2 separate regions of the Homo sapiens genome follow, and region 2 is linked to region 1. The links are chromatin contacts, found by Hi-C in ENCODE. All regions are on one chromosome and are shown on one strand. Each heading gives the region's core, a stretch centred on a gene start or an enhancer-like site at or near the end of the contact. The rest is flanking DNA. Distances are from core to core; before and after follow the strand shown.

Region 1 (5,753 bases), core at 2,202-4,701:
TCTGAATGTATTGGAGAGGGAAAGCCATTGCAGTCAGTTAGAAGATAATGGCAGAAACAGAAGGACCTGAACTAGGGTAATGACTGCGGGATGGAAAGGGAGAGATGGATGCCAAGGAAATGGTACAGAGGAGAAATCATCATGACCTGGTGGTTTGCTGGAAAGGAGACCCGAGGAAGGGAAGGGGCATCAAAGCAGAAAAGGAGGAGTTGGCAGGAACAGAGAACTTAGTAGGGAAAAGAGTCTCTAAGATGAAATTGCAGGATGACTAAGTATCAGTGAATTTGGCCACTAGTGATGATGGCGGCTTGGAGCAAAATTTAGCAGTAGAAGGAGCTTGTGAAAAGTGACAGTTGGTGGTGGTTGTAGAGAATTGTGGAGGGGTTTTTTGTCCCTTCTTTTTTTTTTTTTTTTGAGACAGGGTCTCACTTTGTCACCCAGGCTGGAGTGCAGTGGCGCAATCTCAACTCACTGCAGCCTTGACCTCCCAGGCCCAAGCGATCCTTCCACCTCAGCCCCCCAAGTAGCTGGGACTACAGGTGCACACCACCACACCTGGCTAATTTTTTGCATTTTTTGTAGAGATGGGGTTTCACCATGTTGCCCAGGCTGGCTTTGAACTCTTGAGCTCAAGTGATTGGTCAGCCCACCTTGGCCTCCCAGAGTACTAGGATTATAGATGTGAGCCACTGCACCCAGCCCTTTTTTTTTTTTTTTAACAACTTTTTTCCTTCTTTCCTTCTTTCCTCTTTTTTTTTTTTTTTTTTTTAACAGAATCTCACTCTGTCACGCAAGCTAGAGGACAGTGGTGCAATCTCAGCTCACTACAACCTGTGCCTCCGGGTTCAAGTGATTCTCCTGCCTCAGCCCCCCGAGTGGCTGAGATTGTAGGCGTGTGCCACCTCGCCTGGCTAGTTTTTGTATTTTTAGTAAGAGACAGGGTTTCGCCATGTTGGCCAGGCTGGTCTTGAACTCCTGGCCTCAAGTGATTCACCTGCCCAATGTTTTTTTTTTTTTTTTTGAGATGAAGTCTCTGATCTTTCACCCAGGCTGGAGTGCAGTGGCATGATCTCGATCTCCACTCACTGCAACCTCCGCCTCCCAGGTTCAAGCGATTGTCCTGCCTCAGCCTCACGAGTGGCTGGGATTACAGGTACATGCCACCACACCTGGCTAACTTGTATTTTTAGTAGAGGTGGGGTTTCACCATGTTGGCCAGGCTGGTCTCTTAAACTCCTGACCTCAAGTGATCTGCCTGCCTCAGTCTCCCATAGTGCTGGGATTACAGGCGTGAGCCACCGCGCCCAGCCTGTCTGTTCAATCTTAACAGCTTTTTTGAGATATAATTCACAGTCCATACAGTTCACCTATTTAAGGTGTATAATTCAGTGATTTTTTAGTATATTCAAAGAGTTGTGCAAGCATCACCACAATCAGTTTTACATTTTTATCACCCCAAAGAGAAACCTCTTACCCATTAGCAGTCACTCCCCAATCTGCCCATCCCCTCATCCTTAAGCAACCACTAATCTTTCTGTTTCTTTTTTTTTTTTTTTTGGCGATGGAGTCTCACTCTGTCGCCCAGGCTGGAGTGCAGTGGCGCGATCTCGGCTCACTGCAAGCTCCGCATCCCAGGTTCATGCCATTCTCCTGCCTCAGCCTCCAGAGTAGCTGGGACTACAGGCGCCCGCCACCACGCCCAGCTAATTTTTTGTATTTTTAGTAGAGACAGGGTTTCACTGTGTTAGCCAGGCTGGTCTCGATCTCCTGACCTCGTGATCCTCCTGCCTTGGCCTCCCAAAGTGCTGGGATTACAGGCGTGAGCCACCGCGCCCGGCCTAATCTTTCTGTTTCTATAGATTTGCCTCTCCTGGACATTTCATATAATGGAATCATACAACATGCAGTCTTTTGTGACTGGCTTCTTTCATTTAGCATGATGTTTTCATGGTTCATCCCTATTGTGGCATGTGTCAGTTTATTGCTGTATAATATGCCACTGTATGGATATATCACATTTTGTTTATCCATTCACCAGTTTGTGGACATTTGGGTCATTTCTACTTTTTAGTTCTTATGAATAATGCTACTATGAATATTTGTGTATGTGTTTTTCTGCGGACATATATTTTGTTTTGGTTTTGAAATAGGCTATGTTTAGATGCAGAGGGAAGCAAAGAAACTGGTAAGGATGTGGTAAAATTACCACATCCACAAGACAACGTTTATTAAGTACTGAAATATTCCTTTATGAAAGTTAACTCTTGCCATCCCTTTTATCTTTCACATTTAGAGTCTATATTATCACAACCTTGTTTTTCCTTTGAGTCAGCATTGTGATCATTCTGGACGTGGGGTCCCACACACCCTGTCTCTGTCAGTAAGATTATGATTAAGATCAAATAGAAATAGGTCAGGAGAGAAAAGAGCTCCCTGGCCTTATTCTCCTCAAACTAGCTGATGCTCCTGAATACCAACCTCTTTAAGAATTGATATTTCAAAGGACAACTCCTCTCTGTGGTCTTCTGTCCTCTCTCCCCTACTTTATGCTCTGTGCATAGCAGCTGTTCAGGACATCGCCCGAGCGCAGGGGCACTGCAATCAGAAAAGCGAGTGAGGGACACAGCAGGAGAAGGCTGTTCTGGGGCTAGTGAGTGGGAGACGGGACAAACAGCTAGATAGCAACGTGATGGCTTCACCATGGGGTGAAGCGTGGGGGAGAGTATCAATTACCTAGATTTTAAAAAGAGAGCCCTTGAACACCTCTGTCACTGGTCACTTTTACCAAAGCCTTCTAACTTAACGGAAGGAGATGCTGCACTTTAAAGAAAAATCACAGCTGCGGAAGACAGTCTCGCAAAGCCAGTTTTTGTGGCTTAGTATTTTGGGGTAGCTTGTTTCATGAGGGTCAGATTAATTTTCTAATGTTGTTTTCTACCTTAATGTTACTGCTTTAATCATTAGAATGCCACCAGTTCCTTCAGGCAATAGGAAGCTATTGAAGATTTAATGAGATTCATACTGCTTATGCTTAAATGTTGATGACTTCCTGCATGCATATTAATCATTCCTGACCTTGATCTCAAATTCCTTCCCGGTACAAATTCTCATTAAACATACCTACTAGATCTCCCAGTGTTCACTGAATACCTGGTTTGTTTCCAAAAGTACATAAAAGAACATTAAGTCTCATGTTCGGTATGTGTCAAATGTTCAGTTCCCTTGTCTGATTTGTTTTCCAATTCTTATTGTGACTGTAAATCTGGAGAATTTAGGGGAAGAAAAATCAGTAACTCTTAACAGGGGATTTAGCCTAGTTTACAAGAGTATATGATCTGTGCAGCAGACCTTGAACACAGCTAATTGCTTGTCTAGGTCAGTATGTCCAACTGGCAACTCTCAGAGCCCATCCAGGCCACAGAGCATTTCCGGGTGGCTTGTGTGTGCGCTCCGGCTGTCGAGCAGCAGGACTTGGCTTCTGTCCCCGGCTTCGTTGGCCCCATCTTTTAGTTCAGGTCCACCCCCTCCTGCCTCAGAGGCCTGGGAAACCCAGCCTGGCCACCTGGTGTCCTCATGCCCAGCATCTACGCATCTGCCCCAGTTGTCCCCTCAGCCACCTTGGCAGATTTCTTGACTTAACAGTTCTTCCCTGAACTAGGACCGGGGGCAGGAGTTATTAGAGAAGGGAGAGGAAAGGTGACAGGTCTCAGGAGTCTGAGGGAAGATGAAAGTGAGAGCGAAGTAGTGTGGGAGAGAGGGGGATCACATCCATGGGAGAGAAAATAAATATGTCAATATTAGGGTGGTGAGGCCTGTATACAAAGACAGGATGGCAGGGAGAAGAAGTAGGCAAGGACATAAAGGGGCTTGGGTATGCAGATGCTGGTCACTGAAATGAGGAACAAAGGAGGGAAATTTGCGTGTGAAAGAGGCCACATGTGAGAGAATAGAGAGAGCAAAATGACAGCTTTGCTTGGCAGAACGTGACCATGCACAGCATTGGGAGACACAGTCTGATGAAGCATTTTTTCCAATTTGTAAATATATTTATAACAAAGAAACATTATACTTTTTTTTTCTTTTTTTTTTTTTTTGAGACAGAGTCTTGCTCTGTCACCCAGGCTGGAGTGCAGTGGCGTGATCTTGGCTCAGGGCAACCTCCGCCTCCTGGGTTCAAGCGATTCTCCTGGCTCAGCTTCCCGAGTAGCTGGGACTGCAGGTGCGCACCACCATGCCCAGCTAATTTTTTGTATTTTTTAGTAGAGACGGGGTTTCACCATATTGGCCAGGCTGATCTCGAACTCCTGACCTCAAGTGATCTGCCTGCCTCGGCCTCTGAAAGTGCTGGGATTACAGGCGTGAGCCACTGCATCTGGACTACTTTTTTTTTTGAGAGGGAATCTCACTCTGTCACCCAGGCTGGAGTGCAGTAGCAGGATCACTGCAACCTCCACCTCCTGGGTGCAAGCGATTCTCCTGCCTCAGCCTTCCCAAGTAGCTGGGATTACAGGCACCTGCCACCATGCCTGGCTAATTTTTGTATTTTTAATAGAGACAGGGTTTCACTATGTTGGCCAGGCTGGTCTTGCACTCTTGACCTCAGGTGATTTGCCTGCTTCAGCCTCCCAAAGTGCTGGGATTACAGGCATGAGCCACCGTGCCTGGTCAGAAATTTATTATTATAAAAACACAAAGAGATATATACTTAGCATATTACATTACATTGGGATTATTTTAGGTTGTCCCAAAGGTGTAGTCATTTGATTCAGAGGCATAGCCTGCTTCTGACATGTTGGTTGTTTAAAATGTGGCCTGTTCTGACCAAGAAGTTGGACAGTATTGGTTTTGATGACTATCTTGCCACTTATTTTTTACAATGTGGTAATTTTTACATCCAGATAGTTTTTCATCTTTTTTTCTTTTTTTGAATCAGAGTCTGGCCCTGTTGCCCAGGCTGGAGTGCAGTGGTGCAATCTCGGCTCACTGCAACCTCCATCTCCCGGGTTCAAGAAATTCTCCTGCCTCAGCCTCCCGAGTAGCTGGGACTACAGGCGCCCGCCAGCACACCCGGCTATTTTTTTTTAGTTTTAGTAGAGATGGGGTTTCACCATGTTAGCCAGGATGGTCTCGAACTCCTGACCTTGTAATCCGCCCACCTCAGCCTCCCTAAGTGCTGGGATTACAGGCGTCAGCCACTGCGCTGGCCTAGTTTTTCATCTTTTTAAAGCACATTTCCGCTGATATAATTTGACTGGATAGGTGAAAAGATATCCATTTTGCAAAGTAGATTTTTTATATTTAATGATCAAAATCTTTATCTTTTAAAAACAATTTTTATAAAATAGCCACAAAATTTCATACCCTTTAACTTATTTACTTAATTCCACTTCTAGAAATCTATATTTAGAAAATAATTAAGTCGGGCGTGGTGGCTCACGCCTGTAATCCCAGAGGTCAGGAATTTGAGACCAGCCTGGCCAAAAATGGCGAAACCTCGTCTCTGCTAAAAGTACAAAAATTAGCCAGGCATGGTGGCGCCCACCTGTAATCCCAGCTACTTGGGAGGCTGAAGCAGGAGAATCACTTGAACCCAGGAGGTGGAGGTTGCAGTGAGCTGGGATTGCACCACTGCACTCGAGCCTGGGCAACAGTGAGACTCTGTCTCAAAAAAAAGAAAGAAAATAATTAGAGATGCTGCCAAAGATTTAGGTTCAAGAATGTTTATTACAGTGTCGCTTATATTAATATTAGCA
Region 2 (5,565 bases), core at 2,446-4,945, 450 kb after region 1:
GAAAATACAGTTGAAAAATCTCAGAACCACAGAGAAGGAGGGAAAATGAGAGAAAGGGTAGATTAACCCAGGAGGTTCACCACCTGACTAGTTAACAGAGGTTTCAGAAAGAGGACAGAAAACATACAAATGAAACGATCCACACACAATAAAAAGAGTTTCCAGGAAATTCATGTCCTAAGTCTGTGGAGTGAAAGAGGTCCCACATAGGCTCACCATCATGCTGTTGAGAATGCCTTGGGTAAAGTAGAGAACGTGGTGGAGCACGGTGGTTCACGCACTTTGGGAGACTGAGGTAGCTGGGGCCTCAAGGTAGGCGGATCCCTTGAGGCCAGGAGTTCAAGACCAGCCTGGTCAACATGGCAAAACCCCATCTCTAATAAAAGTACAAAAAGTAGCCAGGCGTGATGGCACATGCCTGTAATCCCAGCTACTTGGGTGGCTGAGGCATGAGAAGCACTTGAACCCGGGAGGCAAAGGTTGCAGTAGGTAGAGATCATGCCACTGCACTCCAGCCTGGGCAACAGAGAGAGACTGTCTCAAAAAAAAGAAGTTACCCTTTTGAGAGTCAGACTAACACCAGAATTTCCACTGGCAACACTGGATACTAGAATTAATTACAGCAGTGCCATCAAGGTTCTGAAGAAAATGTTTTTCAACCTGGAGTTTTACACCCAAACTATCAAGAGTGAGAGCAGCATAAAGACATTTTTGTATATGCAGAGTCACACTCAGTTTACCTGTCATATGCTATTAGGACAGTATTTAAGAAAGTAATTCAAACAAGGGGGAACATCAGATCCCAGATCAAATCCAGTTACCCCAGGATAGCCATGAAGGGCTGTTCCAGCATGATCCTGTGTAGCAGGCCCGGCAGAACATCAGGTCTACATTGCTGCAGAAAGGTCCAGGGGCTCTGAGAAGGGAGTGTGAGCCAAGATGAGATCCTGATTTAACGCGGGTATGGCTTGGGAGCTTAGAGAAGATTGAGGCTTGGATAAAGGTGAACAATAGAAGAAAAAAGAAAGGCAATGAGAAAAGCCAAGGAAAGCAAGAGTCATGGTCCAAATGTGAAGTACACAAAGCAATTGATAGAATGTAAGAATAGCAAGTCTGTTTGACCTTAATGCTAGGAACAGTTTCTTTTGAGGCTGAGGGCTTCTGATACTGCTCCCAGACAGAAAAAGGAAAATCAGAATACAGTTTGGTTCAGCACTGAGTAATACTTATTTGGCTATGTAAAAGAATAGATGACTGAATTGTGGTTAAAAGTCAAAATGTAAGTGGTAATAGGTCCTGTAAGTGTAAAGGTGTAGCTGGTAGATAGCAAGACATGGAGAAACTAAGAGGAAAGTTTGGAAGGAAGAATCCAAATGCTCATAGCTTTGTCTCACTAACTAGGGAATCAAGATTTCTGTCAAAAGTTGAAGGGAAAATAGAGGTTTAAATCTTTAAAACTCAGAGTAGCAAATAGAGGAACTAAATCTAGTTATTAAACATAGGATGGGAGGTGGCAGTTTGTTCTTTCCTTTTCATATTATGGGGCCAACAGTTATTGCCTAAAGCTGATAAATCAATACATATATAATAATCCAGAATTATGGAGAAGTAAATCCAGAATGAAAAGTAAGAGGTTTGTCCGGAGTGTGGGGCTTGGGATGAGTTTGGAATCTGTTGCTTTCTACCGTTAAGTCTTTTATTTTTTGATTTCCTATCATTTGTACTTATTACTTTAGCAAAAATTAAATTCTGAGTTTGAAAATGGGTTAAATGTAAAGGTGACACAATTGCCACATAATGCTACTTTCTAACTTTTTAGGTCTTAATTTGGACAAACTAAGCAGGCTGTGTTTTAAATTAAGCAATAATAGTGTTCTTGTTCTAATGGTGCAATATTTCATGTTTCCTCTGACCAGCTTGCATAGCTAGGGGCAGAATCTTTAATCCTTGAGGAAATGAATTATTGCCAAAGACAGTGAAGCAAAGCTGCCATTGTTCTTGGAGTTTTAAAAGTGTCCCAGTGTTTAGAACTTTTGATTTGAAGTATTTATGCAAAAGTATACCAGCTCTCTTTGGGGGAGAACTTGAATATATGAAACGGATGTGGCTTACTTGAAGAATTTTGAAATAACCTTGTGTTCATAGCATGATAGTGAGTCCTGAGTCTCTGTGCCCAGAGCTCTGATTAGACTCCAAAGACCTGAATTTATATCATATTCCCAGTTACTGTTATACTTATATCGTTAGATTTTTACATTCCATTTTAGTATCTCAGTGTTTATTTCTTATCGTTAAAGATGATTTTGTGGTTTTGAGTTTTGCCTTTTAAGTGTGGGTTTCTGATATGCTGAAATCCCAAGGCAGTTTTTATTTCGGTGCAGCTTTAAAATTCAGTGGAGGTCATTGTCCACTGGCCGGTTTTGAAATGATCTTAGTTCACACCCAGATTCTTGCCCTTTGTTTAGTTTTTCTTGCCTTGACCGCATATGGGAATAGACCTCTCAGGCTCTGCTCTGTTAATTTCTATCACCTCCCTACAAAGGCCCTAACTCATATCCCTTGGTCCCTGTGGCTCTGAAGGTCGAGTTGTCACATAGCTCTTTCCTCCTTCAAACGTACTGGGATGGTCAGTAATGAGTGCTGCAGCTGCCCTGGTCCTAGGAGTTGCTGTGAGCATCCTGGTAGTGCCCAGAGAGTACCTGCTTTTCACACTGAACCATCTGGGTGGCCTGGGCCCAGTTTTTGGCATTTAAGGGCCTTGGAGGGAAAGGGAAGAAAGCTGGAATTTGAGCATAAATTGGATTTTGTGTGGGCTGAGGGTCCTCCTAGGTGTAGACTGTCCCTCCTGGACCTGTACCCACTCTGCTAGCTCAGGAGCCAACCATGTCCTGAACAGCTTAGACCAGCACCCAGACCCTAAATGACCTAGATTAGGAAGTAGATAGGTTGTTCTCTGCTGTCATTGTTTGGACACAGCTCTATTTACCTTATTTATTGTTCCTGCTAGGCACAGCCTCAGCTAATGGGCTGTGATCTCCTGCCTTTAAGGCTGGTTCCAGGCGAATTAAGAGCCTTTGCTTGTTTCCCAAACCAGGGAGGGCAGCTTTACCTTGAGGATGAAGGCGCCTCCAGTTGCTGAATGTGGTTGGGGTTACTGTGTTCTCTCATCAAGGTGTAGCTTTACCTTACCTTTCGGTGATGGGTTCTGCCACCTTATCGCGGTGGGTCCCAGGAGACCGGGCGCAACTGGAGCAGGGGCGCCCTCTGCTGCTGGGTGTCAGCTCTTCCTCCCACGGCTGCCCAGGGGATTTGCAAGGGGCGGTGGAACACTCCTGCTTCCTCCATCCCCTGTGGGACCACCTGAGGTGGAGGAAGGACAGTGCCAGGACCATGTGCAGGCTGAGCTCGCCCAGAGGCGGTGCAACAGCTAACGTTATTCTCTGTGGGTACATTTCTCTTGTCGTTTGCAGGTCTCTTTTCGAATCTGTTGTCCTTTTTCCCCAAACCAGCCTGCTGCCCCCATCCTGCCATGTGGTCTGCTGTCATCTGCAGTAGCCGCCGCATGTAAGACACGAGGACCTCTTCTGCAAGAGCTTGGTGTGGGCATTTGTGAAATTTTGTCACCACAGCCCCTGTAACCAGCCAACAAATTCGAGTTAAATGCCTATTCTTTGTCCCACACGTATTAGTTACAGAGAGTGGAGAACAAGTGGCAGATAGAGGCTGAGGGAAGCCAACCCACTCTGAGGGACTGGGCATGTAAATGGGACAACCTCCACAGCTTTTTAAACCACAGGACACCCAAAAGCAGCTGTACCCTGCAGGACACAGCAGGCTACAGAAGCCTGGGGTTCAGAGGGTCTCTGACCCTTCGTCCTTTAGCGCTGCTGACCAGGCTGCTGATCCTCGACCCCTTCTTGTCACCCATTGTGTCCCTCTTCTCCCTTTTCTCTGGCTCCTTCCCTTGCAGCCTTTGCATATGCTGTGTTCCTTACCTGGCCACCTCCAGTCCCGCTGTCATCTCTTAGTGACATCCTCCCTTCCTCTCCAGCAGGTGCTGGTGCCCACAGCACTCTGTACCATCCTCTCATTGCCTCTAGCTCCCTGTGGTTTCATGACCTCATGACCTGTTCACGGATCAGGCTTCCCCAGGCCAGAGATTGAGGAGTGGGGGCAATTCCTTATTCATCCTAGGAGGCTCTTAATCAGCGTTTGTTGAGTGAATAGGTGAACGAATGTGGGAATGGGATAAACAGGAAATAAGCCCTGTGCCTGCCTTAGGTAACTTAGTAGCCACCTTGGGTGTGGGTGAGAAGAGGAAGTGGTTAGGAAGACACACAGTTAAGACAATGGGACTCCTGTGCTGCTTTTTCTAGGCTTCTCTTTGCTGGTGGTTACCTTTACAGGAAATCTCTTACCCAGCCTTCACTCCACCCAACTGCAATAATGCTTTTCTTCCTTCCCCTCTACTTGGCTCTATTATCTTAACTTTTATCAGCATACAGAACAGTTTTGGTTGTGATGTTTTATTTGTGTAAGTTTTGCCCTTTCAACTAGGTTGTAAACTTGAAATCCTGGGTTTTACTTCCTAAGCAGCTTTGTAAAGAAATGGAGACAACATTGCACCAAGATAATTTTTGTCATGGCCACCCACTAGCTGTGAGATCTTGGGGGATGAGTAATTAAGCTCCTCAAGGCCTCTGTTTCTTTATCTGTAAAACTGGAGGACTGGTCTCTCTCAGGGGCTTCCAGTGTGAAAGTCCTGGGGTTCTGGGCCTCTGATCCTGGCACCCCACTTATCCCTTCCAGCACCCTCCACATGACTCCACCTCTGACATCTGCCAAGTACAGTAATTTAACACATTCACCTTATAGTCTAGGCAGTTCACCTCCCAGGTACTTGTTTGTTGGCATTCCTGGGATCGGGGACATCACTGGAATAGGAGTGGAGCAGACCTGTGGGGACCCTTGTGGCCCCGGCCTTGCCTCTGTCCTCTGTCAAGAAGGTTCAGGCACCAAGGACACTGCTCCAGTTCCTAATTTAAAAGTCTGTGTGTCAGTTCTGTACCTTGGTGTGTGCTGTTTTGTTCCTTCAAATGTAGGGTGGGTTTGGAGGTGGGGGCTGACTGTGACTGTCCAGGGATCTGGGAGGAAGGACAGTGCTGGGGCTATGTGTTATCCATGAGCCACCCCTCCTTCTCTGTCTGGGCATCATCTGGCCCCCCTCCCTGCTTTCCAGGTACACTTGCCTCCGGTGGCACCTGCTGCATGATATTGGTTTAAAAAAAATATGTTGAATCCTTTATTGGAATGATTCCTTTATTGGGACCCAACAGGCATGAAGGTAATAGAGACTATTTGGTTTGTATTTTCATTTGTTTTGCTTTTGCTTCTGAGATTTGTGGGTTTCTTGATGGCCAGGAGTGGCTTGTTTTCTGTTGTAAGAATTTGTTGTTTGTACAGGTTCGTGTTCCCAGTCCTTTTCCTCAGCTCCAGCCTTGTTTCCAAAACTCTCAGCTCTTGGTTTATCTCTGTCCAGTCAGGTGTGTGTTCTTTGTCTTTGTT

What was found. A loop is a pair of places that touch in the nucleus more often than their neighbours do. Pooled maps may share reads with other maps.
Region 2: a pooled map shows a loop between it and region 1 (3-fold over the local background). The contact joins two enhancer-like sites. A Hi-C loop is called at or near these places in 2 of 168 maps with a recorded cell type or tissue (CD8-positive, alpha-beta T cell and naive thymus-derived CD4-positive, alpha-beta T cell) and 6 of 50 pooled maps.

The regions. Positions count from the first base shown.
Region 1 is chr2:172,009,745-172,015,497 of GRCh38, forward strand. The region is part of intron 1 of METAP1D (methionyl aminopeptidase type 1D, mitochondrial); the gene reads left to right. Among named protein-coding and RNA genes, the nearest start is that of METAP1D, 13 kb to the left of the region's middle. RefSeq lists an enhancer at 3,770-3,849. Within about 2 kb of position 3,452, at least 3 of the 41 ENCODE cell types and tissues checked have a DNase peak (open chromatin) inside an H3K27ac peak, as active enhancers do.
Region 2 is chr2:172,458,961-172,464,525 of GRCh38, forward strand. All of the region lies in intron 1 of ITGA6 (integrin subunit alpha 6), which reads left to right. ITGA6-AS1 (ITGA6 and PDK1 antisense RNA 1) reads right to left here. Exons shown (of 2, transcript NR_157573.1): 2 at 5,302-5,565. It overlaps PDK1-AS1 (PDK1 and ITGA6 antisense RNA 1), which reads right to left. Exons shown (of 4, transcript NR_199657.1): 4 at 5,306-5,565. Among named protein-coding and RNA genes, the nearest start is that of ITGA6-AS1, 4.3 kb to the right of the region's middle. Within about 2 kb of position 3,696, at least 17 of the 41 ENCODE cell types and tissues checked have a DNase peak (open chromatin) inside an H3K27ac peak, as active enhancers do.